Regions from separate parts of the Homo sapiens genome. Here region 2 is linked to region 1. A link is an interaction called in ENCODE POLR2A ChIA-PET data of the cell type or tissue named here. Cell type or tissue: K562. All regions are shown on one strand. Each heading gives the region's core, and the rest is flanking DNA. Links, peaks and the distances in the headings are about the cores only.

Region 1 (14,987 bases), core at 6,692-9,191:
TTCTATGATACATAAGTTTGGTAGAAGTTATGTGCTGCTTTATAAAGTTAAGAAACCAGTTTAATATATGAGGCCCGAAGACTAAACCTAACAGGAAGAGGAGAAGGGGTCCTGCCAATCCAGTAATTAGGATAGTTAGCCATGGATTCCAGTTAAAGGTGCTTTTGTACCAGGGGGTGTTACTTTCTCATTCCTGTTGGCATCTATCTAGATTTTTTTGAACTTTTGGGGGTGTATCTTTTACGACTCTAGACTGATTGGCATAGAAACAACTCTCTCCCAGAGCTGCGCATAACCCTCCTTGGGAGAGAAATAGTAGATCTAAGCCTCAGCAGTTTTGAAGGGCTGCTTCAGCTAGAGACTCTACCTGGGTATGCAGTATATTTCTGGCTGATTGGAGATTGCTTAAATCTGCATCTACTTGTTGGGACAGGGACATTAGTCCAGTTTCCCCTTGAATAAGGGCAGCTGTGCTGATGGCTGCTGATCCAGCTATGCTAAGGCTGGCCAGAAGGGGCACAAGGAGTGGGGCAGCTCAGCAAAACCTGGAATGTAATTCAGGGGGAGCAATGAGAAGTTGTCCCTCTGGCCCACTGTACACATAGACCTGGGGGAGCACATGAACCAACACTCACAGGAGAGGCCCCGGTTAAGTCCCACTGATGCAGCAAGTGAGGTCAGAAGTGCAGGCCAGCCAGGTATTGTTGGGTGCCTGGTAGGAGACTGAGGTGTTTAAGGTAGTAAGTAGAGAATGATTACAGGTAGCCTGAAAGGCAGAAGCAGACAAGTTATACCCAGAGCTAATTAGACAGGAGGTGTTCTTTGACACTTCTCCTAGTGTAAGGGCATGGGGCTGTGTATGACAAGAAAGAGAGTTAACTTTGAACATGGCTTTATTCCTAACCCAACATACCATGGGGGTTTGGCCTTCAGGCACAACCAGCAATCTTGGGCTAGTTTAGGCTGGATGATATTTAGGAGGTGATGTACCCCATCCAGAATGGATATCAGGCTGGATTGGAGATGTTGTTGTTGTAACTGAGATCTGGGAACAAGGAGTGGTGGTGGGATAGTTAAATTGACCCTGTCTGGGTGTCTTTGGAACATAGGGTCACCTAAATCAGTTAAAGGCCTGGTTGACTTAGGAGGGCTCTATGGGACCAGGACCTTTTTTTGGATGGTGAACATAGTTCCAACATCAAATCCTGAGATACAAAGCCTTAATCCCCATGACATGCCATAATACCATTGAGCTGAATTAGGGTTACAGACAGTTATAGTGAGAGGGCTACAATTTTTTATAGTACACGGTCTAGGACGGGAATTGTGAGTTATGGAAAGGGTTGAGGACCAGGTTGATCCTCCAGGGTAAGTGGCTAGGGTTACACACGACCAGTGAGGGCAGAAAAACTGAAAAGAATCTCAACAACTAGAGTCAGGGTGATTTTCAAGACAGAGGTAAAAGTCAACGCCTTGGAGTCCTTTTTTTGCACCTTTAGAGCTCCCACCTCCGGTCTAGCTTCCTGTGTGTCTGAATCCTGCAGCAAGGTTGATGTTCCCCACTCCTGCGACTGGCAGATTGCACTGTTCTTCATGGGTACAGGCAGGCTCTGGGAACAAAGCACATAAATCGACTGCAAAAGAGACTTCCTTGGAGGTTCCTGCCTTCCAAGTAGTGTTTGAAAACTCACATCCTGTTGTGAAAGACGTGAGGAGAAAAGAGTAGGATGGAGCAGACGGCATAATAGGCAGAAACAAACAAAAGAGGTAAATAAAAAGGATTAATTTGATGGCTTTACTCAACTTAGGTGCAGTTTTAAGGGGACTGGCCCAGGCTTGGGGACCCATGTTTCCTGCTGGGCTTTGTTGGCTTTCTTGATGTCAGAGTGATGAATCCAAGCATGGATACCATCCACCTTTAGAGCCGTTGGCGTGGTGAGAATGACAGTATGAGGTCCCTTCCAGGCAGGAGTGAGTCCTTCTTTCTGGAACTTTTTAACATACACCAAGTAACCCGGTTGGAAAGAGTGGCAGGGTCCAGTCTGGCAGGAACCGGATTGGAATGTGCTCACCAGAAAAGTGGCTGGATGATGTCTCATACCTGTTGGAGAGACTGCAAGTACTGTAACAAATTAGCTTGTGAGATTTCTGCTAAATGGTTATCTCTTAGCTTAGGCAAGCTAGTGCACCCCTTTTATACATGATTTCAAAAGGTGAAAACCCAGCCCGGTAAGGGGTGCATCTTACTCTAAGAAGGGCTAAAAGAAGGAGCCTTACCCAATTTTCACCTGTCTCTAGGATTAATTTAGTAAGAGTGTTTTTTAGGGTGTGGTTTATGCATTCTACCTGTCCAGAGCTCTGGGGTCGATAGGCGAAATGGAGTTTCCATTGAATGTTTAATGGCTTGCTGACCGATAAGCTATGGACGAGGTGAAGGCTGGTCCATTATCAGACCCCATGGCAACAGGCAGCCCATGTCGAGGGATGATTCTATTGAGTAAAAGCCTAACTACCATGGTGGCAGTTTCATTTCTGTGGCAAATGCCTCAGTCCATCCAGAAAAAATGTCTACTAGCACCAGGAGGTATTTATACCCTGTCCGGTGTGGTTTTATTTCTGTAAAGTCAATTTTCTACTTTTCTCCTGGTGAGCTTCCCTGGAGGCCGTGGCCTGGGCTAGGCTTGGGACCTCATCTGGCATTTACCTGAGCACAAGCCATACACCAGAGAGCTGCTTGGTTAGTTAAGTCCTGAAGGTGGGGGATCTTGAAATGGCTCTTTAGAAGCTGGGCCAGTTTTATTCTTCCCAAACAGGTGGTAGAATGCAGATGATTGATTAAAGTTTCCCCAAAGGCTTGGGGGCATAAAGATTCTGGAATCAGGAAGAATCCACCAACCTTCCTGATTTTTACTGGCCTGAAGATCTGAAGCTAGTTTTTCTTCCACTGGGGAGTATTCTGGTTGGTCTGGCAAGTCAGTTTGTGGAAAGGACACTGTGGACAGCAGGGTTAAAGGGGTGACTGGGAGCAGAGCTGCCTCTTGAGCTGCAGAGTCTGCTCTTTGGTTACCACAGGCAACGGCTGTGCTCTGTCTTTGATGTCCTTTGCAGTGAATTACAGCCATCTGCTGAGGAAGCCAAACAGCTTCAAGCAGGGCCAAAATTTCTTCTTTGTTTTTAATAGTCTTTCCTGCTGTGGTGAGTAGCCCTCACTCTTGATAGATGACTCCATGTACATGTACAGTAGCAAAAGTATACCTGCTGTCAGTGTAAATGTTAATACATTTGTCCTTACCCCATCAGAGAGCCTGAGTGAGGGCGACCAATTCAGCCTTCTGTGCTGAGGTACCTGCCGGCCGTGCCTAGGCCCACAGTATATCTGTCTCTGTTGGAATGGCTGCACCAGCCTTTCATACTCCCTGTTCAAGGAAGCTACTGCCATCTGTAACCACGGTGGCATCCAACTCCTTTGGGGGCACATCTCAGAGATCAGGTCGGCCAGTTTCCATAGTCTCTAACAGTTCTTGGCAGTCATGGACAGGTGTGGTAAGGTCTGGATCAGGGAGCAAGGTAGCTGGATTTAAACACCTTGTGGGAGAGAAAGCTAAACAAGGCTGATCTAACAGTAAACTCTGATACTGCAGGATGCGAGCATTTGACATCCATTTGCCAGAAGCACTTCATAGCAAAGTTTCTATGGCATGAGGAGCTGTAAGGGTTAAATTCTGGCCTAGAGTCAGTTTATCAGCCTCCTGGACCAGGCTTGTTTTTGCTGCTGTGGCTCGCAGACAACGTGGCCACCTGGAGACCACAGGGTCTAGCTTTTTAGACAAATAGGCCACTGGGGGTCACCATGGTCCCAAAGTCTGAGTAAGTACACCTTTAGCAACTCCCTGGCTCTCATGAACAAAAAGGTGAAATGGTTTTGAGATATTTGGGAGGGCAAGAGCAGGGGCCTCAGTTAATGTCTTTTTTAGATTTTGAAAAGCCTGTTCTTCTTTGTCAGTCCAAACTAGTGGGCCATTCCCTCCGGTAGCAGTGTACAGGGGCTTAGCGATTTCTGTGAACCCCAGTATGCATAAATGACATTATCCCATGGTCCCCAGGAATTCACATACCTGTCTCTTGGTGGTGGGAGTGGGGATTCGCAGGATGGCTTCCTTTTGAGCACTGGTGAGTGCCGTTTTTCCTTTGTTTATCTTTTACCCTAGGTAGGAAACTCTGGGAAGACAAAGCTGGGCCTTCTTGGTGAGACCTGGTACCCGAGTTCCTGCAGAAGGCCAAGCAGGTCCCTAGTATGTTGCAGGCAGCTGTCAGTAATTTCAGTAGCTAATAAAAGATCATCCATGTACTGGAGAAGAGTACAGTTAGGGTGACTGGCTCAGAACGGTATGAGATCTTGTTGGAGAGCTTCTCCAAAAAGTGTGGGGGAATTTTTAAAACCCTGGGGTAACTGGGTCCAGGTTAATTGGGTGGTGTTTCCTGAGCCAGGATCTGTCCATTCAAAAGCAAAGATAGGTTGGCTTTTTGGGGGCCAGAGGAATAGCCAAGAAGGCATCCTTTAAGTCAGTGACAGTGTATACTGTATGTTCTGGTGGGAGCAGTCTGAGTAAAGTATAAGAGTTACGGACAGTTGGATGGATGGTAACTGTCCACTTGTTAACCTCTCTCAAGTCCTGTACAGGCTGGTAATCATTTGTTCTGGGTTTCTGGACTGGCAAAGATGGAGTATTCCAGGCAGACTCACATGGTGTGAATATACCAGCTTGTAACAGTTGCTGAATATGGGGATAGATTTCCCCTCTAGCCTGCTGACTCATAGGATATTGTTTTACCTGGACTAGCAAGGCAGTGGCCAGGAGTTGTACAACTACTGGCAGATAGTGCTTTGCCAGTCCTGGGGGTTTGACTCAGCCCAGACTCAAGGAAAGAGAGTCTGTAAATCCAGTAGGAGAGGATTAATTTTATTATCCAGTGCTTGTGAGGGTGAAACTAAGAGATTTTTTTTGATGGAGGGGTGGTTAGCAGGAGCTGAACAGCAGTGGGCATTGTGTCCCCTAAAGCAAGGTGAGCTTGTTGGGCCAAGAAGGAGATAGACGCCTTCAGCTTATGAAGTAGGTCTCATCCAAGGAGGGGAAAGGGGCACTCTCGGACTATGAGAAATGAGTGGGTTGCTCTTTTCTGTCCCAAACTCACCTCTCATGAGTGGGTGACAGGATATTCCTGAATAGCTCCAGTATCCCCTTGCACAGCCACCTTTTTATTAGAGACACTGCCCAAGGGCATTTGCAGTACTGAGTGTTCTGCCCTGGTGTCAATTAGGAAACGTACAGGCCGGCCCCCCACTGTGGCGGACACCATGGGTTCCCGGGGGCCAAGGGAGAGGGAGACCCAGCCCCATCAATCAGCATATTCCTCCACAGCAGGGAGGATGAGGACCTTTTTATTCTCTGGTTTTTCTTCTGGTTTTAATGGGCGTTCCTTCTTCCAGTGTCAAATCTGCTTGCAATAAGCACATTGGTTTTTTAGTACAGGAGCCTGCTCACCTTTTTGGCCTTTTTGGCAGGGACCCGAGATCTCCTGGCCAGCGCTCTGTGCTGGGGGCCCTTCCCTCCTGGCTTCTTGGATGGCAGCCACTAAGATTTTTGCCTGTCTTTTTGATGCTTTGTCAGCAGCCTTTTCAGCTGCCTGAGATGCCTCTTTTTGTTTTTCAAACTCTTGATTGTCAAAAACTTTCTGTGCTATTTCTAAAAGCTGAATGATATTCATTCCAGCAAATCCCTTTAATTTTTGTAATTTCTTTTTAATATCAGGGGCCTCCTGAGCCACAAATGCCAAATTAATAGCACGGCTATTCTTAGGAGCCGCTGGCTCAAAAGGGGTGTAAGTCCAATAGGCCTCCTGGAGGTGTTCCAAAAATGCTCCCAGTGACTCATCAGGCCCCTAGAAAACTTCAGTTGTCTTAGATAAATTTATGGGTTTTTGAGTTGCTCCTTTGATACCCACAAGGAGATACCAGTGAAAATCATCCAAAGCTGTCTTTCCCCATGAGGAGTTTGGATCCCAACTGGGCCGGGTAGAGGGAAAAACCTCCACTAGGAGGTCTTGGGCTTCCCCCTCTGGTCTACCGGCTGATGTAAGGAAATACTTCCTAGCCTCCCTTCAGATACAGTCCCTCTCTTCAGAGGTGAAAAGTGTTAAAAGGAGTTCCTGACAGGCATCCCAGGTGGGCCAGTGAGTCCGGAGCATGGATTCCATCAGTGAGGTCAAGACCTGGGGCTTTTCAGAGTAGGGGGGATTATGAACCTTTCAATTGTACAGGTCAGAAGTAGAGAAGGGGACATAAACTAAAAATGGAGCAGAGCGCTCACTGCCTGGAGGGATTTGGGCCTCTCTCAGCAGGAGGAGAGGGGCCACCTCCTCTGGCTGAGGCCGTAATTGGGTGGCTATAGGTGGAGAAGCCACAGAGCATGTAGTCAAGGAGACATGGGAAGATTCTGGGAGAGCAGGAGGGTTGTAGGGTGGCAAACATGGGTGAGGAAAACTTTCCTCTTCTTTAGAAGGAGGCAGTACAGGAGGAGCCGAGGGAGCTGAGGGTTGGGGCAAAAGTGCAGTCGGGCTCAAAAGGACCTGGGAGGTGGGATCATGAATGGTGCATGAGCAGAGCCATGGAGGAGGGCTCTGGACCAAATCTAGCCATTGATCAATGTAAGGAAACTGATTGGGGTGTCCGGGAGTTCCAGCAATGACCTGCCACACAGTCTGCACAGTTGTGAGATTCAGTGACCCTTCTAGGGGCCACCTGGTTCCAAACTGTGGCCATTCCACTTCATAAAGTGTCCAGAGTTTGCTTTCTTAAGGCAGACTCCATAATCCTCTGAGAAGCCCAGAGAGGAATTTTGTAACGTATATTGGAAGGGCTCCAATCTTTATGGGGCCAGGAAGAAGAGTTCCCCATTCTGGAGGCAATTAACAAGGTCTAGGCGAAATATTAAACTCAGCATGGACAGAGAAATTCACAATCTGGGGGGCTGTAGTATAGGAAGAACAGAAGTATTATAACCAGAAGAAGTAGGAAAACAACTATAGCCAACACTTCTTGTCACATAAGTTCTGTTTCTTTAAGCTTTGAGATCTAGGGGGAGGACAAGAGGTGGGTCTGAGGCCAGTGGGACCTATGTGATCCTCCCCTCCTTTCTGACTTATAGCCCAAATATCTTTGGTATCTCCACGACTCAAAGGCAAAAAGTTTAAAGTTGGCCCTTTCTTTTAAGGATTTTAGGAGGGAGAGTAGAGTCATTGGACGTTGGACTTGCTGTGACACAGGAAAACAAGATGGGTGGGGTAAGGGATGGGGATGAGGAGGAAAGGGGCCACTCTGATCTTTTCTAAGGTAGGAGAGTAGCCAGAGGGATAGAATAAGAATCCAGGTGGAGTAAAGCAGTATGGGCACAGGTTTCTCTGCACAGTGCCTTATCTAAGGGCATGGGAAAAGTTATGGGATGACAGAAAAGGTGAGCAAGGAGGACTGCAGGGTGGCTATTTTGAATCCACCACTGGTCTAAGGCAGAGGTGGTCCAGTCACTGGGGCATGGGGTGTGGCAATCCAAATGCTAGCAATCTTTATGGTGCCAGAAATCCCAAACGGGCAAATGTTCCCCACACGCCTCCCCGTAACAACACCTGATTTGTTTCTGACAGAAAAGGCAGGACTGGGAAGACCAGCCCAAATGACTGATGAGAAATTTGACCTCCTGTGTTAGAAAATCTGCATTCAGGACTTTAAAGAAGTTCTTGCCCAGTCATCTTCGGAAATATCGATGACCTGACATGTGAAACTTAGACAGACACCAGACAGGACAAGAGACACCGGGGTATACAAACAATTATGACAATTTTTATAGACAGACAAGGGGAGGGGGTCCCGTGATGGGATCAGCCAGATGCCCACCTGGCTGCTCCGCCGGAGGGGACTTAGGCTCCTCTTGGCATTGGCAGACCGGTATAAACCCACCGGCTCAGATCAAGCTATGCCCGATGCTGCCTTAAGCCTTATGAGGTCGCCACGGAACCACAGGTGAGGGCCCACTCCAACTCCGTAGCTTTCACCGTGGAGCTGCAAACTGGAAATTCAAGGACAAGCCCTTGAACCCCACATTCACACACACACTTACACAGAGTTTATCACAATTCTTTATTCCCATTCTAAAACAGAGGTCTCCTAGAAACCTGAATGAGAGAAGGAGAAGAGATAAAAAGAGAGAGAGAGAAAGACAGAGAGAAAGACAGAGAGAGAGAGAGAGAGAGAGAGAGAGAGAGAGAGAGAGAGAGGCTAGTCTTAACAGAGAAGGCTGACAGAAACCAGGACTCCGTCCTCCAGCATCCTGGAATATGGGCAGAGTCAGAAGGACGCCCTCGTCAGGGCCGCTTCCCTCCCAGAGAAACAGAGTCAGATCTGACTTACCTTCCCAGGACCAGAAATGCAGGACTCAGGAGTTGATTTTGGAGGGCACACACCGGCAGTCGATCCGTTCCCCTCCGGAAGACAGTGGCCTACGGGTCTCTGGAACAGCTTCAGGAGGTGCCTCCCCTATAAGCCCGCTGTCCAGCCAGGAGAGCCTGGAGCGAGTCCGGCACTCACCAGGTGGCAATTATCTTGCTGGGGCTTCCAAATGTTGTAACCGAGCGAGTTGTAGAGAAACGCCACACTCTGAGACTAATTTCAGGAGTCCTTTTATTGCCGGTGACCGAGAGACAGCTAGTGCTCAAAATTCTCTCGGCCCCGAAGAAGGGGCTAGATTTTTTTTATATCGTGGTCTAAATAGGGGAGGCGGAGTTTAGCTAAAGCAATTTTTACAGAAGTAGAACAGGCAGAAAGTTAAAAAAATTAATTGGTTACAGAAGCAGTTACAGAAAAATAAACAGTTCCAGGTGCAGGGGTTTAAACTATCACAAAGAGGTAAATGCAGGGGTTTTAGGTGCGTCCCCAGGAGCTGCTGGTTCAGCTTGCCTCAATATCTTATCAGTAAGTGCATTCCTGGACGTGCTTGGAGTCAGCTTGCACTAGTTATGCCCTTAAGGGAGGGAGGTAAAGGGGCTGTAAGTGAAGGAAATAAAATGGAGTCTGTCCGGCTCTCTCAGCTAAGAGAGATAATCAGGTTAAAACAAGGTAGGGTATCAAGAGATCATGCCATTGTACTTCAGCCTGGGGGACAAGAGCAAGACTTTGTCTCAAAAAAAAAAAAAATTGGTAATATGGTGCACTGTAAGCTACAGAAAGACAGTTATAAAGAAAGATTTTATATAAGGAAGAATCTTGTATGTTAAATTCTTGTTCTAAAAGGAGATGACTGGTTGTTTAAAGAATGGATGTTTAGGACAAGTCAGAAAGTTTGTTATAAGATGGTCTGTGGAAATAAAGAGTTGAATAATTAAAGGAAAGGCATTGCCAAGATTAACACTAAAGTTACTTTAGCCACCGGATGATGTATTTCTCCCAATCATATTGAAAGTTATAAAAATGGCCTAAACCTAAAAGTATTCCCTAATGGCAAGTCAAGGGGAAAATGTATGTTTTTCTCAAAGAAAATGTTACTTTTATATTAACGTTTCTGGTAATGTACAGCAACATCTAGTGGAGGCAAACCAGTATTACAATCCATTGGGACAACTAACAGGTGTAGAACTCTGCTATTATACCATAAGGTTGTATTACCCCACTAGCAGCGGTCATCTTAATATGAATATTCTAATCCTGTCTTCAAAACCTTCTGGTAAAAATTATCTCTTTTTTGCCTAGGTGCTGCAAACAGAGCCACACGAGGACACACCATTCTTTTTTTTTATTGTTTGTTTGTTTGATTTAAGACGAAGTCTCGCTCTGTCACCCAAGCTGGAGTGCAGTGGTGAGATATCGGCTCACTGCAACCTCCGCCTCCCAGGTTGAAGCAATTCTCCTGCCTCAGCCTCCCTAGTAGATGGGATTACAGGCACGCAACACCAAGTCTGGATAATTTTTGTGTTTTTATTAGAGATGCGGTTTCACCATGTTGGCCAGGCTGGTCTTGAATTCCTGACCTCAGGTGATTCACCTGCCTCGGCCTCCCAAAGTGCTGGGATTACAGGCATAAGCCACTGCACCTGGCCTGGACACACCATTTTTTTTCAAGAACTCTTAGATCAACCTCAGGAGGAGCCCTAACTGCTGTTCCCCAACATGATGGCCCTTTTCAGCAGGAAGTATCTTGAAAGATTCGTCATCTGACACCCCCTAACAGCAGTTAGGAATACGTCTCCTGAGGGGAGAATAATATAGGAGTTATTAAGAAATTATTTTAGGCATTTAGAGAGGGTAAAAGAGTTCTCTCACTAGAATTTTTCTTTAATAAAAAGCAGCCCCAAAGCCAATTCTTTTCTAACAGAAAACAGCCTGAAAAGTCAAGCTGCAAGCTGATAAGCAGGCTGGAGACTTTCATTTGTAAATGCAGGCGGCTGTATTAAAAGGCAAGTACATTTCAACAGAGGTGAATTCCTCCTCTTTTTTCTTTGACACCACTTGTGTGGGTGTCATGGCACCAGCCAGGTAAAGCCACGTGAGCAGGTATCATGGTGACAGGTAGAAGCTACATTTGCATAATAAAAGACTAGGGTGGGAGGGCCAGCCTTTGCATGGGTTATGTAAATGGCACACCTGGTCAACCAATCTCCTGTGCCCTATGTAAATCAATCACTGACTCCTCAAGCTTCTCTACAAAATCAATTGTGTTCTACCCGCAACCAGGAAATTTTTTAGGTGACCCTGTTTCTCAGCATGAGGAGCTTTCTCTCTCTCTGTTATTTTTGCCTATTAAACTTTCTTTTTTTTTTTTTTTTTTTTTTTTTGAGACGGAGTCTCACTCTGTCGCCCAGGCTGGAGTGCAGTGGCGCCATCTCGGCCCACTGCCAGCTCTGCCTCCCGGGTTCACGCCATTCTCCTGCCTCAGCCTCCCGAGTAGCTGGGACTACAGACGCCCGTCACCACGCCCGGCTAATTTTTTGTATTTTTAGTAGAGACGGGGTTTCACCGTGTTAGCCAGGATAGTCTCGATCTCCTGACCTCGTGATCCACCTGCCTCGGCCTCCCAAAGTGCTGGGATTACAGGCGTGTTGTCTATTAAACTTTCCACCCCAAAATCAATCCTCGTGTGTGTTCGTGTTCTAAATTTTCCTCGTGTGAGACAACAAACCCCAGGTATTTACCCCAGACAATGCAGCCATTTCAGAGTCTGGGAAATGAATCTTAGTCACAGAAAAAAAGAACAGCAATGAACATGGCAAGGTGCTTATGATTCTGGTCCACTGGATCTTCCTATCCCTAGGAAAGTAAATACCATCACAGTCAGCACCCAGCAAGTTACCACCATATAATTTCTTGTTTGTTCCAAAATAAATACAGGTGATTCTTATCACAAAGGCAAATAAAAAGTAGTTTACTTTTTAAACTGAACTGTATCAGTTTAGTTTACTCTTAAGTTCTTATAATTTTGAAAATGCAGTTGACACTTGTATGGCTTATGAAATTTTTGATAGTCTAACATTACTTGAATTGTTCAAAGAACAGTATATTTTAAATTAAGAAGAGTAAACTGTATGTGTTTGTTTCCTATATTTAAGGTTTAGAATCACAAATTACACTCCTGTTTATGATTTGAAAACTTCAAAGTTTGGTTTTTCCATCTGTACATACACAGAACAGTGTTATCGTGCTGAAACATTTGTATCTTAAGATGGCAGTCACAGTTTCCATCTGTCTGGATATATTTTGGACTTTTGCATGTTAAACATAAGAAAGAGACTTTTTGTTTTAGGTAATCTAAGACTGTTGTACACAAACTACAGATTACTGTAGGGTTCAGCAAACTATGTTTATAATGTGACATTAATATCTATTTTGATGTCTAAATCAAAACTTTTTTTAGAAATAATTTTTTTTTTACAAATATCTCCACAAATTCAGGTTTATTTTATAAAATGGCAGGATAGTAAAGAAATAGGTGGTTTGCCATAGTATATGAATACATGCACTTAATTAAAATACCAAATATTATAATCAAAATTTAGATAGCAGATTTAAATAATTTCTTGATTTTTCACTACAGGATAGAAATTCACAAATATTTTATAAATCAAAGCTATTAGTATTAGGTTTTACTTAGTAGTAATATATATATATATTCTGGGTATTTAAAAAATATATATATATTCTGGGTATTTGAAAACACCAAATTATTGATGAAAATGTCCATTTTGAACAAATTATTGATCATATATATCATACATCATACATACATATCATATATGCAATCATACATTATCATATATGTATGATGTATAATATATGATCAAGAATTTGTTCAAAATGGGTATTTTTCATCAATAATTTGGTGTTTTCAAATACCCAGAAGTCTTGTTTTAATCAGATTAACTCTAAGAATAGTTTACTAATTTTATTTTTTATGGTGTGTTCAAAATTTGATAGTTTAATATGGATTGATGATGGGTAAACTAATCAATTTCTTTTCAAATCTCATAGGCCTATTACATTGTCAAGGATGTTATTAATAAAAATTCTTTCTTTTAATATTGTTTACAGGGATTTAGGTCTAGTCTAATCTGCTCAACCTGTTAATCAGTGTCAGCTGCCAGATTCCAACTCATTTTTAGTGTGCCTATGTGACTTTTTCTCCATAGTCTCTGAATTACATTTTGATTAGTTATTGGAATATCATATAGCACAGCTCATACATTTAAAACAAAACCACCAGGTAAAATGAGTTCTGGTTTAGTATAAAGAAGCTGTCACCAAGTTAGTGTTACATACATAGATGGATGTGGCTCAACAAGATTTTAGACAAAAAAATTTGAATTGAACTATGGCAACGTGTGTTGCTATGACTTAGCCTCTAGTGGGCTTATGAACAAAGACAAATTTCAGCAAATTTATCCAGTTGCTTTCAGTATCTCTAAAGATAGTATGTCAAGAATTCTCATGCTACTGTCTGAAAAAACAGATTCTTCTCTTATCTAAGAAATCAACTGGATATATTTTTATAAGCTTGTGCAAGAAAAAACTGCAATGCAGTACTAATAATTACAGACGATATAATGTGGAAAAGAATAATCTAGAATGTCAATTTCAATATGTAAGTATTTAGGTTGGGCATGGGGACTCATGCCTGTAATCCCAGCACTTGGGAGGCTGAGTCATGTGGATCACTTTAGGTCTGGAGTTCAAGGCCAGCCTGGCCAACATGGTAAAACCCATCACTACTAAAAATACAAAAATCAAGCATGGTGGGAAGCACCTGTAATCCCAGCTACTCAGGAGGCTGAGGCAAGAGAATAGCTTGAACTCAGGAGACAGAGATTGCAGTGAACTGAGATTGAAGCACCGCATTCTAGCCTGAGTTACAGAGTGAGATTCTGCCTCAAAAAAAAAAAAAAAAAAAAAGTATTTAACCTTTCACTTGAAAAATGTGATAAAATTAAGTTTTTGGTAAGCTTTGTGTAGCTTAACATCAGCATAGAGTAGAAAAAAAATCTTTAAAAATGCAAACAAAAAGCTACACCAAAAAAACTAACATCTACCAGTGCATACATATTGATCTTTGTTTTGGGAGAGTCTAAAGCAAAACATTTGGTGAACTTGATACAGTTATTTTGATCACATTGGCATACTGATAAAATCATTTTATTTAATTTCACTGAAACATGTTCACATCTTAAAAATACTGTTTTGTAACATGAATGATAAATGTAAAGTCTTTATCCTCAAGAGGATCCTGATTCTCAAGATATATGGCAACCCGTGTCTCTGGTTTCTCCAAACTGAAGTTTCATGAAGGCTCAAACATGAAGTGAGAGGGAGTCAACAACAGAGCATGAGAAGCAAGAAGGATGAGGTAGGATGGTCAGCTCTAAGGCTCAGAGGTTCCTGGGGGACCCCAATATAATGATGTCAACTATGAAGCTCACTAGTAAACATAAACATAAAAAGCTGAGGCTGGGCATGGTGGCTCATGCCTGTAATCCCAGCACTTTGGGAGGCCTAGGCAAGCGGATCACAAGGTCAAGAGATCAAGACCATCCTGGCCAACGTGGTGAAACCCCGTCTCTACTAAAAATACAAAAATTAGCTGGGCATGGTGGCGCACACCTCTAATCCCAGCTACTCAGGAGGCTGAGGCACGAGAATGGCTTGAACCCGGGAGGTGAAGGTTGCAGTGAGCCGAGATCACACCACTGCATTCCAGCCTGGTGACAGAGTGAGACTCCATCTCAAAAAAAAAAAAAAAAAAAAAAGTTGAAAACTCCATGGCTTCTCTTTGGTGAGAAAAAGTCTCTGGAATTACAAACAGTCCTGCCAAAAGGATTGAGCCAGAATGACATGTATCTAAGGATTATTAAGGAGGAATGTTCATAAGCACATAAGTATTTGTTCCAAAACTTATTACAGTAGCAATATCCTTTTCTGTAATTTTAGCTTCCCCAAGGTAGGGTTGCTGTAGACAAACTAAGACAAGGCACTAATATGTTGAAGGCAATTAGTTTCTAAATTTAAAAAACTTGCAATTTTTTTTTTTGAGATAGAGTCTCGCTCTGTCACCCAGGCTGGAGTGTGGTGGCACAATCTCGGCTCACTGCAACCTCTGTATCCCAGGTTCAAGCAAGTCTCCTGCCTCAGCCCTCCAAATACCTGGGATTACAGGTGCCTGCCACCATGCCCAGCTATTTTTTGCATTTTTAGTAGCGACAGAGTTTCACCACGTTGGCCAGGCCGGTCTCGAACTCCTGACCTCAGGTGATCCACCCACCTCGGGCTCCCAAAGGGCTGGGATTACCGGGGTGAGCCACCACACCTGGCCCAAAAACTTGCAATAATTTTATAAATTTTATTGAACTCTGTTTCATGTATAAATCTCACAAAAAGACACTATCCAGTAGCTATTTCC
Region 2 (14,987 bases), core at 7,973-10,472, 69 kb before region 1:
CCCTTCCCATAAAAACAGAACCTTTTGGGATTTTAAGATTTTCTTTTCCCAATTCCAGTTCTTGCTGGTTAGCCAATCAGATGGTGGTATTTAGAGAAAAAGGCAGAAATCATGTCTGTCCTCAGAATAGTGTCATATTTGTGAAGGGAGAAAAACTATGCTGAAAGACGAAATAGACCTACCCCATGGAGGCAATGCAAGAACCTGCAAAGCAAAAAAGTACCAGGGACACAGAGTGGGGTACAGTGCAGTGTCTTCTGGGAGGGTGATCTTTGAGCACTTCGGTGAGTAGGGTAAGGGTGGGAGAATGTCCCAAGTGATAGGGTTGCCTGATTTGACACTTGAGTCAGATATGTGTCTGTTGCAATAAACACTATTACTCCCTGAGTTTGCCACCTTGAACAGATTTGTTCACTTATTTCAACTTTGGTTTTTTATTAGATGTAAATTGAATTTTATCATCAGAGCTCAAAAGGCAAAAAACATACTTACAAAGGGCATGAAAGAGGTTAATTTCAGAAAAAATTAAATATTTGGTCATATGTTTTACTTAGTAGAAATTCTTATTTACTTCTTTCTCCACCAGAGTGAGTGCAGTTAAATTTCTTTGGTCTGTCCTTTTTGGGGCATGATTACATTAGTTTCTCTTTTTTGCAAGCTGCAGAATTTTTAATATTTTGAATCTCTTTTCTGTATCTTGTCACCTGAATGTGTGAGTCTGATGCTAAATTTTGTTTTTTGTTGTTTTGAGACAGAGTCCCACTCAGTTGCCCAGGCTGGAGTGCAGTGGTGCGATCTTGGCTCACTGCAACCTCTCCCTCCCAGGCTTAAGCTGTTCTCCTGCCTCAGCCTCCCGAGTAGCTGGGATTACAGGTGCCCACCACCATGCCTGACTAATTTTTGTATTTTTAGTAGAGACGGGGTTTTACCATGTTGGCCAGGCTGGTCTTGAACTCCTGACCTCAGGTGATGCACCTGTCTTGCCCTCACAAAGTGCTGGGATTACAGGCGTGAGCCACCATGCCTGGCTGAAGCTAAATTTTATAAGATGGTACTTGGCATCTTCTAGAAGTATTTACATATTATTAACTTAATTATTTATTAAATTTTGTTTTTCAAGATGGAGTCTCACTCTGTCACCCAAGTTGGAGTGCAGTGGTGTCATCTCAGCTCACTGCAGCCTCCACCTCCAGCGTTCAAGAGGTTCTCCTGTCTCAGCCTCCCAAGTAGCTGGGATTACAGGCATGTACCACCACGCCTAGCTAATTTTTTTTTTTTGAGACAAAGTCTTGCTCTGTCACCCAGGCTAGGGTGTATTGGCGCAATCTCAGCTCACTGCAAGCTCCGCCTCCCAGTTTCACACCATTCTCCTGCCTCAGCCTCCCAAGTAGCTGGGACTACAAGTGCCCACCACCACACCCGGCTAATTTTTTTGTATTTTTAGTAGAGATGGGGTTTCACCATGTTAGCCAGGATGGTCTTGATCTGACCTCATGATCTGCCTGCCTTGGCCTCCCAAAGTGCTAGGATTACAGGCATGAGGCACTGCACCTGGTCCTTTTTTTTTTTTTTTTTTTTTTGAGGAGTCTCACTCTGAAACCCAGGCTGGAGTGCAGTGGCAGAATCTTGGCTCACTGCAACCTCCACCCCCCTGGTTCAAGCAATTCCCCTGCCTCAGCCTCCCAAGTAACTGGGATTATAGACACATGCCACCACATCTAGCTAGAATTCCTGATTAAAGTTAAAATAATTAGATAACAGCTAATTAGACTGATGTGGCTCTAGTGGTCTAGGTTTCTGTGTAACAAAAAAAAAAACTAACTCAAATGCATTTTTTGTAAGTTACTACCTTAGAAGAAAACAAAATTCAGGCTTAATTAAACATAAATTTCCATTTAATCCCTGATTATGTTACCAGAAAGTTTTCTCCTGGACACTCCAAATGAAGCGACTACCTAACTGTACCCAATCATTTATTTAATTTGCATTCCATCCTCATACACATTATAGAATCCTTTTCTTCAAGACCCTCTGGTAGCCCCTGAAGGGGTGGCCTGCCCCTCCACACCTGTGGGTATTTCTAGTCAGGTGGGACTGAGAAAAGAAATAAGATACAAAGTATAGAGAAACAACAGTGGACCCAGGGGACCGGCGCTCAGCATACCAAGGACCTGCACCAGCACTGGTCTCTGAGTTCCCTCAGTTTTTATTGATTATTATTTTCATTATTTCAGCAAAAATGAATGTAGTAGGAGAGCAGGGTGATGATAAGGAGAAGGTCAGCAAAAAACATGTGAGCAAAAGAATCTATGTCATAATTAAGTTCAAGGGGAGGTACTATGCCTGCATGTGCACGTAGGCCAGATTTATGTTTCTCTCCACCCAAACATCTCAGCGGAGTAAAGAATAACAAAGCAGCATTGCTGTAAACATGTCTTGCTTCCCACCATAGGGCGGTTTTTCTCCTATCCCAGAATAGAACAAATGTACAATCGGGTTTTATACTGAGACATTCAGTTCCCCGGGGCAGGCAGGAGACAGTGGCCTTCCTTTATCTCAACTGCAAGAGGCTTTCCTCTTTTACTAATCCACCTCAGCACAGACTCTTTACGGGGGTCAGACTGGGGGATGGTCAGGTCTTTCTCATCCCATGAGGCCATATTTCAGACTATCACATAGGGAGAAACCTTGGACAATACCCCACTTTCAAGAGCAGAGGTCCCTGCGGCTTTCTGCAGTGCATTGTGCCCCTGGTTTATTGAGACTAGAGAATAGTGATGACTTTTACCAAGTATACTGCTTGTAAACATTTTGTTAACAAGGCACTTCCTGCATAGTCCTAGATCCCTTAAACCTTGATTTCATACAACACATGTTTTTGTGAGCTCCAGGTTGGGTCAAAGTGGCTGGGGCAAAGTGGCTGGGGCAAAGCTACAAATTAACAACATCTCAGCAAAGCAATTATTCAAAGTACAGGTCTTTTTCAAAATGGAGTCCCTTATGTCTTCCCTTTCTACATAGACACAGTAACAGTCTGATCTCTCTTTCTTTTCCCTATAGCCCCCAAACCACAAACTATGTCTGGGGGCTGTCCTATTGATTAATCATGGTTTGTACATATTAACTTTTTTTTTTTTTGAGACGGAGTTTTGCTCTTGCTGCCCAGGCTGGAGTGCAATGGCACAATCTTGGCTCACCGCAACCTGAACCTCCTGGGTTCAAGTGATTCTCCTGCTTCCGCCTCCTGAGTAGCTGGGATTACAGGCAGGCATCACCACGCCTGGCTAATTTTGTATTTTCAGTAGAGATGAGGTTTATCCATGTTGCTCAGGCTGGTCTCGAACTCCTGACCTCAGGTAATCCACCTGCCTTGGCCTCCCAACATGCTGGGATTACAGGTGTGAGCCATGCCACCTGGCCTTAAATATTTTTTATAGAAATAATTAAATGACAGATTGTGGGGGATTAGTCAAAATGGGGGGAGAAATTATAGGGAAAGGAGCAGGCCTTTTGAAAGGTCAGAAGGCTCTGCAAAACTTTGTGGGAGAATAAGCTGATGGCAGCCGTTCTCTTACCCTGAGGCAGAGGGTGAGGAGTAGGTACAAGGGAATGTAGGGGAATTTATCTTAAATAGGCTTGTTTGCTCGTGTTGTCCAGAAGCTGACCTTTGATCATCCGTGCTCTTGACTGCTCTCTGAAAGGGGGAACAATAATGTTAATTACCTGCAGATTGTGTTTGCTCCAGGCTTTCCGTATTATGTCTGTACTGAATAAAAGCAAGCAGCTCCAGCTGTTCGGGGCTGCTCTCGTCTTTGACCACAAGTGCTGGCCAGTCCTCTAGCTGCTCTTACACTGCATACCTGTGTCTGAGTACTCCTTTCATTCATCAATTGGCCAGGGTCTATGGGACAGACCTGGCAGCTGGTGCCCCATGTGAACAAAGCTGCAATGGAACCCTCAAAAACAAAGGTGAAGAGACTGTGCAGTAAGTAATCAGTGCCCATTCAGGATTTCCAAGTTTGAGGGGATTTTCAAGCTAGGGTTTCATCATGGGACAACAGTTATCAGCTCAACAGCAACAGCATATAAAAGTATTGAAACAGCTGCTTCAAGCTAGTGGAGCCTCAGTTTTGGAAGCCCAATTAAGGGACCTAATGCAAAGTGTTGTTTTTCATAACCCATGGTTCCCAGAGGAAGGCACACTAGACCTAGAGCTCTGGGAACAAGTGGGGAGAAAACTTAGATGACATCATGCGCAAGGGCAACAGGTCCCAGTAACATCTTTAATGTTAGGGGGCTTTGTTATGGCTGCTTTGGCCCCGCTCTACACAGAAGTGCCTAAAAAGGGAAGGGAGGAAGAACCATCATCTACCTTACCACCTCCTCCTCCTCCCCCAGCCCTGCTGTTACCAGGTAAAGGTGCCACAGAGGAGACAGAGATTTTCCCTGTGCCCCCTCCCCCAGTAAATTGGAAAAAAGACAAGGGATACACTACAGTTATGGGACCCTGTCTTAGGCAAGCAGCATTAGAAGGGGAGCTCTTGGCATGCCCGGTGATGCAAGATCAACAAGGCAATTGGGTACATGAACCCATTACTTTTAACACCTATAAAGATGCCACAGCAGCCAACTTCCATATGACCCCATGAGACTGGCCACTACTAGCTAAAACAACTTTAGAAGCCAGTCAATATCTCCTCTGGAAGGCAGAATATGATGAGTTGTACTAACAACAAGCCAACCAGAATCAGTTGGCTGGGCAAAACATAACGGCCGCTATGCTCCAGGGGAGGGGTCCCTATGTCAATGTACAAGAACAATTAATTTTGTTCCCCAGGCCTATGCACAAGTGTCTTTGTGTGCTCGCAGGGCTTGGGACTGAATTCCTGAAGATGGAGTTCAACAGGGATCTTTTGTGAATGTTCAACAAGGGCCTAAGGAGCCATTTGTTATCAGTCGGTTAACACAGGCAATTAAGAGACAAATTAGTCACGCCCAGGCTGCTGAAATCTTATTGTTGCAATTGGCTTATGAAAATGCTAATGTAGACTGCCAGCAGGCAATGCAGGCTATTGTATTAAAGCCTCCTAAAGTGAAAAGGGAGAAAAACCCAAATTGTTTTCTATGCGGAGAGCCAGGTCATGTGAAGTGGGAATGCCCCAATAGTAAAGACCAAAGTAACTCAGGAAAAAAAAAAAAAAAACCCTTCTACATGCCCCCGATGTAAAAAGGGGAAACACTGGGCAAATCAATGCAAGTCCAAATTTGATAAAAATGTCAACCCCCTAAGCAATCAGGTGGGACATTTCATGAGGGGCTGGCCCCAGGCCCCATTCCACACTGGGGCAATGCCAGTGGCTTTCCTCGGTTAGATGGAAAGCCCACAGTCCTCTCTTTCAGAGCAGCCACCTTGGGGAGCGCAGGACTGGACTTACTCTGCCCTGACAAATTAGTGCTAAAAGAAGGAGAACACCCTAAAGGGTTGCAACAGGGATCTGGGGTCCACTGCCTCTGGGAACAGTGGGACTGGTCCTAGTGCGATGAAACCTATCCAGTAAAGGAGTCAATGTGCTCACTGGGGTAATTGATAGTGATTACCAAGATGAGATATTAATTATGATTTAATGTAAAGGTCTACATATTCTTCCCCCTAAATCTAAAATAGCTCAGTTACTACTCTTACCATACTGGGTTCCCAATGCCCAGGGAAAGGAAAGGGGACAAGGAGGTTTTGGAAACACGGAAGCCACAGGAGTATATTGGAACCAATCAATCACTGATCAGAGACTCATGATTACCTTAAAAATTGAAAATAAAAATTTTACTGGCCTATTGGACACAGGGTGAACATTTTGATCATCAGTGATGAAAACTGGCCAGAAACTTGGCCTTGGGTCACTCAGAAACAAAAAATTGTCATCATCAGGGAAGTGCACACAGCCAAGCAGAGCACACACCCCTTAATATGTCATGATTCAGAGAGAAGGAAAGCAGTTATACAACCTCAAATCATGCCCATCCCAGTTAATATTTGTGGATGGGACCTATTAGCCCAATGGGGGGTTACTCTGCAGACCTCTTTCTAATAATGGCCACTGTTGTTATTCCTCCCCTACCCCTGACGTGGCTCTCTCAAGATCCAATTTAGGTAGAACAGTGGCCTTTGAAGGGAGAGAAATTACAATGAGCCCATAAATTAGTTGAGGAGCCATTAAAAGCTGGCCATTTAGAACCATCAGACAGCCCTTGGAATTCACCTATTTTCGTCATTCCCAAAAAGTCTGGTAAATGGAAACTTGTGCATGACTTATGTGCTATCAATGCTAATTTGTAACCTGTGGGGCCCCTTCAACAGGGGCTCCCTTTCCCCACGGTGATTCCTCAAGATTGGCCTATATTCATTATTGACTTAAAAGACTGCTTTTATATTATTTCCCTTGCAGAACAGGAAAGAGAAAAATTTGCATTTACAATACCAGCTATAAATAATGAAAGGCCAGCTCCTCCAATTCATTGGAAAGTACTTCCTCAAGGAATGCTAAACAGTCCTACCGTGTGTCAGTATCATGTAAATCAGGCTTTGCTTCCCAGTAGAAAAGAATTTCCTAATTGCAATATCATCTGGATGACATCTTACTGGTGGCCCCAATGGAGCCAATACTTTTGAGTTTATATGCCCCTGTCAAAAGGAATACACAGTTAAGAGGTTTAATCATAGCACCTGAAAAGGTACAGATGTCCTCCCCTTGGAAATATCTTAGATACATACTAACTTCCCGGTCAGTAAGACCTCAAAATGTTAAATACTAGCAACTTATATACCTTAAATGATTATCAAAAATTACTAGGCAATATTACCTGGCTTCACCCCACCTTGGACATAACTACTGATAAGTTGCAGAACCTGTTTTCTATCCTAAAGGGCAATGAAACCCTGGACACCCCCAGGTATTTAACCTCCACTGCAAATAGGGTAATTGAGGAAATAGAGCAAGCTATTTCTCATAGGAAACTAGATTGCATAGACCCACAATATTCAGTCCAGTTGTTTGTTTCTCCTACAAAACATTCCCCAACAGGATTAATAGGACAGATGGCCCCAGGGCTGTGCTTCCTAGAATGGGTTTTTGCTCACACACTGGGACTAAAACACTGTCCCCCTATATCCAGCTAATTGGTAAAGTCATTTATACAGGCCACAGATGATGCAATCGATTGCAAGGTTATGACTCTGATGTCATAAGAATACCCTTAAGTAAAAAACAATTCGAAGGAGTCCTGCCCTTATCTCTAGATTTTTTCTTTTTTTTGAGACACAGTCTTGCTCTATCACCTAGGCTGGAGTGCAGTGGTGCGATCTCAGCTCACTGAAAGCTGCAAGCTCTGCCTCCTGGGTTCACGCCATTCTCCTGCCTCAGCCTCCCTGAGTACCTAGGACTACAGGGGACCACCATCACACCCGGCTAATTTTTTTTGTATTTTTAGTAGAGATGGGCTTTCACTGTGTTAGCCAGGATGGTCTCAATCTCCTGACCTCGTGATCTGCCTGCCTTGGCCTCCCAAAGTGTTGGGATTACAGGCATGAGCCACCGCACCCGACCTTATCTCTAGTTCTTTAAATAGCACTCTCTGATTATGTGGGCCATATAGAAAGTACCCTTCCCGCTGATGAACTACTCTAGCTCTTATACTCCTGTAATTATGCCTACAAAGGTAGTTCACTCCCCCATACCTAATGTGCTTTAACAGTTTTCACTGATGGCTCTGGTAAAAATGGAAAAGCAGCTATCTGGTGGGAACCGCATAACTTCCTCACTCGATCTAGATTTACTAGTACTCAGCTAAAGTTGGAGCCCTAGTATTGGTCCTGGAAACCTTTTCCACTCAGCCCATCAATATTGTTAATGACTCTGCTTACTCCATTTATTTATTGCAAAACCTTGAAACAGTCCTCATTAAGTCAACTCTTGAGCCCACTCTGTGTGCCCTTTTTCTTTGACTTAAGAAATTGCTACATTAACAAACACATCCTGTTTTTATCACACACATTTGGGCCCAAAGCTTGCTGCCCAGCCCACTAGTTCATGACAGCAATCAAGCAGACCTGCAGGTTATGACGTCACTTGCTTGACCAAGCCACCCAATCACACCAATTTTTCCACCAAAACTGGAGAAACTTAACTAAACAATTTCAATTTACCCAAAGACTAGATAAACAAATTATCCTGCAATGCCCAGATTGCCAGCTCACAGGCACATCCCCTCCTTCAACAGATGTTAACCTTAGAGGACTAGAACCTAATCAGCATGGCAAACAGATGTTACACATGTCCCTGAATTTGGAAAACTAAGATATGTACATGTATCCATTGATACCTATTCCCACCTAATTAGCGCTCATGTTCTTCCTGGAGAGTCCATCCAATATGTCATTAAACATCTTCTCTTAACTTTTGCATTTATGAGGTGGCCCCCAAAAAATTAAAACTGATAATGGTCCGGCTTATGCCAGCTCACAGTTTCACCAATTTTGTCACACATGGAACATCCTACATTCCAAGACATCCCATATAACCCCCAAGGACAGGCTATAATAAAAAGTGTCCACTCTGCCCTTAAATATGCTCAGAAAACAAAAAAGGGGAAATATGAGTAAGGACCCTGCAACACTTTTGGCACAAGCCTTATTTACCCTGAGTTTCTTAAATTTAGATGATAAATTTCAATCAGCTATAGACAAGCACCTTGCAAAAATCACTCAAGATATAAAACCTTCAGTTTTATGGAAAGATGTAAATAGTAATGTATGGTGTGGTCCAGATGATTTGCTAACATGGGGAAGAGGGTATGCTCGTGTTCACACCCCCTCAGGTCCTCTTTGGATTCCAGCACGAGGCATCAGACCTTACCATGGCTTGGCTAGGACCCAACTCGGTATCAGAAATGAAGGAAATGACACTGCAGGACCTAACAGCCCTGGACGATGTGGCTTCCTAGGACAACACAGACCCCGGACATTATGCTGAAGAAGATAACTTAGGAGGCTGAGTGAATCCTGGTCCAGACACAGACACATTCACTCCAGATAATTTGTTCCTTGCTATGCTTTCTGTTGTACATTGCAACTCTTGTAGGGTATTAACCTTTTTTATTCTCTCACTTTGCCTGCTACTGTTGGAGGCCAAAGGAATGAGGGTTGTGACCAACTCAGTATACCACTGGAGGCTATATGAGCAAACAGCAAACTGTTCTTGTTAGGAGCCAAAAGCCTGACGGTTGTGACCAACTCAGCATCCCACTGGAGGCTATACGATTAAAGAGCAAACTGTTTATCATGAATGCAGGATGTGGGCAAACTCACATCTGTGCCTGCCACCAGAAGATATGCTGAGGGCAGTCACTCCCTGGCACTGTGCTCCTTGCAGTTGTCTACTGGAACATCTGGAGTCTACTGTTCAAAGAAAGCATTCGTGCAGGCCTGCACTAAATCAAGCAGCTGATTGACAACCACCCCTTTCTCCCTATTTCCTTTACTTAATAAATACAAAGGGCTCTAGAAGCTCAGGGGCCTTGCTCCCTAGAAGCAAGGAGCCCCCTGACCCCTTCTTGAAAACATACTCTAGTGTCTTTTTCTTTATTCCCGTGTTCGTCCTCTGTTCCATTTTCCAGGCTCCATGACAAGTGGCACCAACAACAGGGACTTCAAGGACGTGACGAAGAAGGTCTGCTAGAGCAGAGGAAGTGAAATTTACCAGATGAACCGGGACCCCAGGACGAGTCTGTCAGCAGGGAATATAAGGCCAGTGCTCTAAAGAAGTACTGAGGATGGGAAGTCTCTGAATCAGGGTAACATGGGGTAGAATTTGTCTGTTGAAGAAAAACATTATGTGCAGTTGTTTAAAGTTTTATTGAACACAGTCTGGAGCTCAAGTTAATTCACAGACATTAACTAAGCTTCTGCAGGAGGTTATTACACATAACCCATGGTTTCTGCAGGCAGGCACTCTCAATGTGGAAAATTGGGACAGAGTAGGAGACAAATTGAAATGGGCTCATCAAAAAGGTCCCAAAGTAGACCCTTCTGTTTTTTCCTCTTGGGGTTTTGTTCACACGGTCCTACAGCTGTTGTCTCCTTCTTATTCTGTCACACAACAGGAGCCAGGTTCTGAGTCTCAAGATTTAAAAAAATTATTTGTTCCTCCAACTGGGCCTATTGAAAACAATGAGCAGGAGAAAGGAGAGGAGAATTGGCCCCTTGCTAAGCAGGAAACAGGAGAGGAGAATTGGCCGCTGCCACACCCTCCAATAACAGAAGTAGAAACCCCCATACAAAAAATTTTGTGCACTGCTGCTGTGGCTAGGGAACCTTTAGGAACTTGCACTTTTCCTATTACCATAAGGCCTGACCTGAATGATCCGCAAAATCTTTTAAATGAACACACTCCTGTAGAGTTTAAATTACTAAAAGAATTAAAAGCTAGTGTGGTCAATAATGGAGTGCAGGCCCGGGCACGGTGGCTCACGCCTGTAATCCCAGCACTTTGGGAGGCTGAGGCAGGTGGATCATGAGGTCAGGAGATTGAGACCATGCTGGCTAACATGGTGAAACTCCATCTCTACTAAAAATACAAAAAAAATTAGCCAGGTGTAGTGGTGGGCCCCTGCAGTCCCAGCTACTCAGGAGGCTGAGGCAGGAGAATGGCATAAACCCAGGAGGTGGAGCTTGCAGTGAGCCAAGATCACACCACTGCACTCCATTCTGGGTGACAGAGCAAGACTCTGTCTCAAAAAAAAAAAAATTATCTTGGGCTACCCTCTTTGTGTCCCCTCCCTTTGTATGGGAGCTCTGTTTTCTTTCTTTCTTTCTTTCTTTCTTTCTTTCTTTCTTTCTTTCTTTCTTTCTTTCTTTCTTTCTTTTTTGAGATGTAGTTTCACTCTTTTTGCCCAGGCTGGAGTGCAATGGCATGATCTTGGCTCACTGCAACCTCCACCTCCTGGGTTCAAGGGATTCTCCTGCTTCAGCCTCCCGAGTAGCTGGGATGACAGGCATGCACCACCATGTCTGACTAATTTTGCATTTTTTAGTAGAGACAGGGTTTCTCCATGTTGGCCAGGCTGGTCTCGAACTCCCTACCTCAGGTGATCCACCTGCTTTGGCCTCCCAAAGTGCTGGGATTACAGGTGTGAGCCACTGAGCCTGGCCTGGGAGCTCTGTTTTCACTCTATTAAATCTTACAACTGCACTCTCTTCTGGTCTATGTTTGTTACAGCTCGAGCTGAGCTTTTGATTGCTGTCCACCACTGCTATTTGCCGCCATTGCAGACCTGCCACTGACTTTCATCCCTCCAGATCCAGCAAGGTGTCCACTGTGCTCCTGATCCAGCAAGGCACCCATTGCTGCTCCTAATCAGGCTAAAGGCTTGCCATTGTTCCTGCATGGCTAAGTTCCTGGGTTCATTCTAATCAAGCTGAACAGTAGTCACTGGGTTCCATGGTTCTCTTCCATGACCCATGGCTTCCAATAGAACTATAACACTCACCTCATGGCCCAAGATTCCATTCCTTGGAATCCGTGAAGCCAAGAACCCCAGGTCAGAGAACATAAGGCTTGCTACCATCTTGGAAGTGGCCTGCTGCCATTTTGGAAGTGGCCTGCCACCATCTTGGGAGCTCTGGGAGCAAGGACCCCCCCCCCCCCGGCAACATTTTGGTGACCATGAAGCGACCTCCAAAGTGGTGAGTAACATTGGACCACTTCCGCTTGCTATTCTGTCCTATCCTTCCTTAGAATTGGAGGAAAATACTGGGCACCTGTCAGCTGGTTAAAAACAATTAGCGTGGCCAAGGGACTTAAGACTCAGGTGTGAGGCTGTCTGGGAAGGGCTTTCTAACAACCCCCAACCCTTCTGGGTTGGGAATGTTGGCCTGCCTGGAACCAGCTTCCACTTTCAATTTTCTTGGGGAAGCTGAGGGCCAACTAGAGGCAGAAAGCTGTCATCCCGAAGTCCTGGCATTAGCCAGTTGAGATTATGGCACAGCCAGAAGTCTCTACTCAACAGTCACCCATGTGTGTGCCCCCACCTTTCCTTCTGACCCATAACTCCTGGGTCCTGAGCATGACTTTCTTGAAAATATAGCCCCAAAATTCTCCTTACCTCTGAATCTACTTCCTCTGATCTCTGCCTCCTAGGTACTAATGGTTCAGATTTTCATTTCCTCTAGCAAGTTGTATCTCCAAAGGGATCTAAGGAAACTCTATGCTGCATCCTTAGGTATCTAGGCTATAAACCCAGGGAGTCTTGTCCCTGGTGCCCCTCCTGATTTAGGTATACAGCTTTCAACATGGGCAGTTATGTGGGACCTGTTCCCTACCACCCTGGCAAGGGCCCCAACTTTGTAAATGGCTAAGAGAAGAGAGACAGAGAGAGAGAGACACACACACAGAGAGAGAGAGAGAGACAGAGAGAGAAACAGACAGAGAAAGAGAGACAGACAGAGAGGAGAGAGGAAAGAGAGGCAGAGAGACAAAGAGGGAGTCAAAGAGAGAAAGAAAGAGAAAGATAGAAGTAGAAAAAAAAAGTGTGCCCTCTTCCTTTAAAAGCCAGGGTAAATTAAAAACCTATAGTTGAGAAATGAAGGTCTTATCCATGACCCTATAACACTCCAATACTACCCTGTTGTCACTGTAAACAAGGGCGTAGCCTGAAAACACTGAGACCACTGACCACCCGTAGCCTTCTTATCAAAAATCCTTAACCCAGAGACCGACTGATGGCCCAAGTGCATTCAATCTATAGTGGCAACTGCTTTCGTAGCAGTAGAAAGTAGAAAAGTAACTTTTAGAGGAAAACTCATTGTGAGCACACCTCACCAGTTCAGAATTAGTTTAAGGCAAACAAGAAAAAAGTAGCTTACTAACTCAAAAAGTCTTAAAATACGGGGTTATTCTGTTAGAAAAAGGTAATTTAACACTAACCACTGATAATTCCCTTAACCCAGCAGATTTCCTCACAGGGGATTTAAATCTTAATTACTATACAAAGGTCCAACCAGACCTAAGAGGAAATCCCTTCAGGAGAGGATGATAGATGGTTCCTCCCAGGTGATTGAGAAAAAAATAAAAAAGGGTATTCAGTAATTGATACGGAGGCTCCTGTGGAAGCAGAGTTGGAAAAATTGCCTAATAATTGGTCTGCTCAAATGCACGAGCTGTTTGCACTCAGCCAGGCCTTAAAGTACTTACAGAATCAAAAAAGACTATTTCAATCCTGACTCAAAGGGCTACCTACACCCTCTCTGAAATGAATTTGCATAAGAACGGTTGTTTATGGGAATGCATCTTGATGGGGCAGCTGGGTTGTTATGAAATACTTAGGAACCCAGCCCAGGTCTAGTACTCACCCCTGAGCACAAAAACAATGTTGGGCAATTTGGTAAAGGACCACTAGAATCCAGCAGCCTGGACCCCTTTCTTTGTGGTCAAGAGAGGTGGGAAAAGAGGTGCAGGACTGCTACATCAGTGAACATAACTAATCTGATAAGCAGAGGCCTATGGGTGGTTATGCACCCTGGAAAGGAATAAGCATTAAGAACATAGAGGCCGCTCTATGACTAATGCTTATTGGAAAATGACCAGGGGTGCTGGCATCCCTATGTTCTTTTTTCAGATGGGAAATGTTCCCCCCAAGGCAAAAATGTCCCTAAGATATATTCTGGAGAATTGGGGCCAATTGACCCTCAGACACTAAGAAAGAAATGACTTATATTCTTCTGCAGTACAACCTCACCATGATATCCTCTTCAAGGGGAAAAAACCTGGCCTCCTGAGGGAAGTATAAACTATAACACCATCTTACAGCTAGACCTCTTTTGTAAAAAGGAAGGCAAATGGAGTGAAGTGCCATATGTGCAAACTTTCTTTTCATTAAGGGACAACTTGTGATTATGTAAAAAGTACAATTATGTAAAAAGCCCTACAGGAAGCCCTCAGAGTCTATCTCCCTACCCCAGTGTCCCCCCGACTCCTTCCCCAACTAATAAGGACACCCCTTCAACCCTAATGGTCCAAAAGGAGATATACAAAGGGGTAAACAATGAGTCAAAGAGTGCCAATATTCCCCCATTATGTCCACTCCAAGCAGTGGGAGGAGGAGAATTTGGCCCAGCCAGTGTGTGTATACCTTTTTCTCTCTCAGACTTAAAACAAGTTAAAATAGACCTAGGTAAATTCTCAGATAACCCTGATGGCTATATTGATGTTTTACAAGGGTTAGGACAAGCCTAACATCTGACATGGAGAGATATAATGTTACTGCTATATCAGACACTAACCACAAATGAAAGAAGTGCCACCATTACTGCAGCGTGAGAGCTTGGTGATCTCTGGTATCTTAGTCAGGTCAATGATAGGATGACAACAGAGGAAAGAGAATGATTCCCCACAGGCCAGCAGGCAGTTCGCAGTGCAGACCCTCATTGGGACATAGAATCAGAACATGGAGATTGGTGCCACAGACATTTGCTAACTTGCATGCTAGAAGGACTAAGAAAAACTAGGAAAAAGCCTATGAATTATTCAATGATGTCCAGTATAACACAGGGAAAGGAAGAAAATCCTACTGCCTTTCTGGAGAGATTAAGGGAGACATGGAGAAAGCATCCCTCTCTGTCACCTGACTCTATTGAAGGCCAACTAATCTTAAAGGATAAGTTTATCACTCAGTCAGCTGCAGACATTAGAAAAAAACTTCAAAAGTCCACCTTGGGCCCGAGCAAAACTTAGAAACCCTATTGAACTTGGCAACCTCAGTTTTTTATAATAGAGATCAGGAGAGCAGACAGAATGGGACAAACAGAATTACAAAAAAAAGGCCACCACTTTAGTCATGGCCCTCAAGCAAGCAGACTTTGGAGGCTCTGGAAGAGAGAAAACCTGGGCAAATCAAATGCCTAATAGGGCTTGCTTCCAGTGAGGTCTACAAGGACA

Evidence for each region. ChIA-PET counts read pairs that join two places held together with the same protein. Peaks named below come from ENCODE experiments on the same cell type or tissue, not always from the same donor. Only the 100,000 strongest peaks of a DNase experiment are listed, where the experiment ranks them.
Region 2: POLR2A ChIA-PET joins it to region 1 with 5 read pairs; 1 of 35 experiments calls an interaction of 5 or more read pairs at or near these places.

The regions. Positions count from the first base shown.
Region 1 is chr19:21,688,780-21,703,766 of GRCh38, forward strand. No RefSeq gene overlaps it. Among named protein-coding and RNA genes, the nearest start is that of ZNF100, 71 kb to the right of the region's middle. RefSeq lists an enhancer at 10,048-10,548. In K562, for the core only: no CTCF peak of the experiment used is centred there; no DNase peak of the experiment used is centred there.
Region 2 is chr19:21,618,182-21,633,168 of GRCh38, forward strand. It overlaps LOC105372323 (a long non-coding RNA gene), which reads left to right. Exons shown (of 4, transcript XR_001754056.2): 4 at 9,670-9,795. Among named protein-coding and RNA genes, the nearest start is that of ZNF429, 120 kb to the left of the region's middle. RefSeq lists an enhancer at 8,826-9,120. In K562, for the core only: no CTCF peak of the experiment used is centred there; a DNase peak (open chromatin) is centred at 8,981.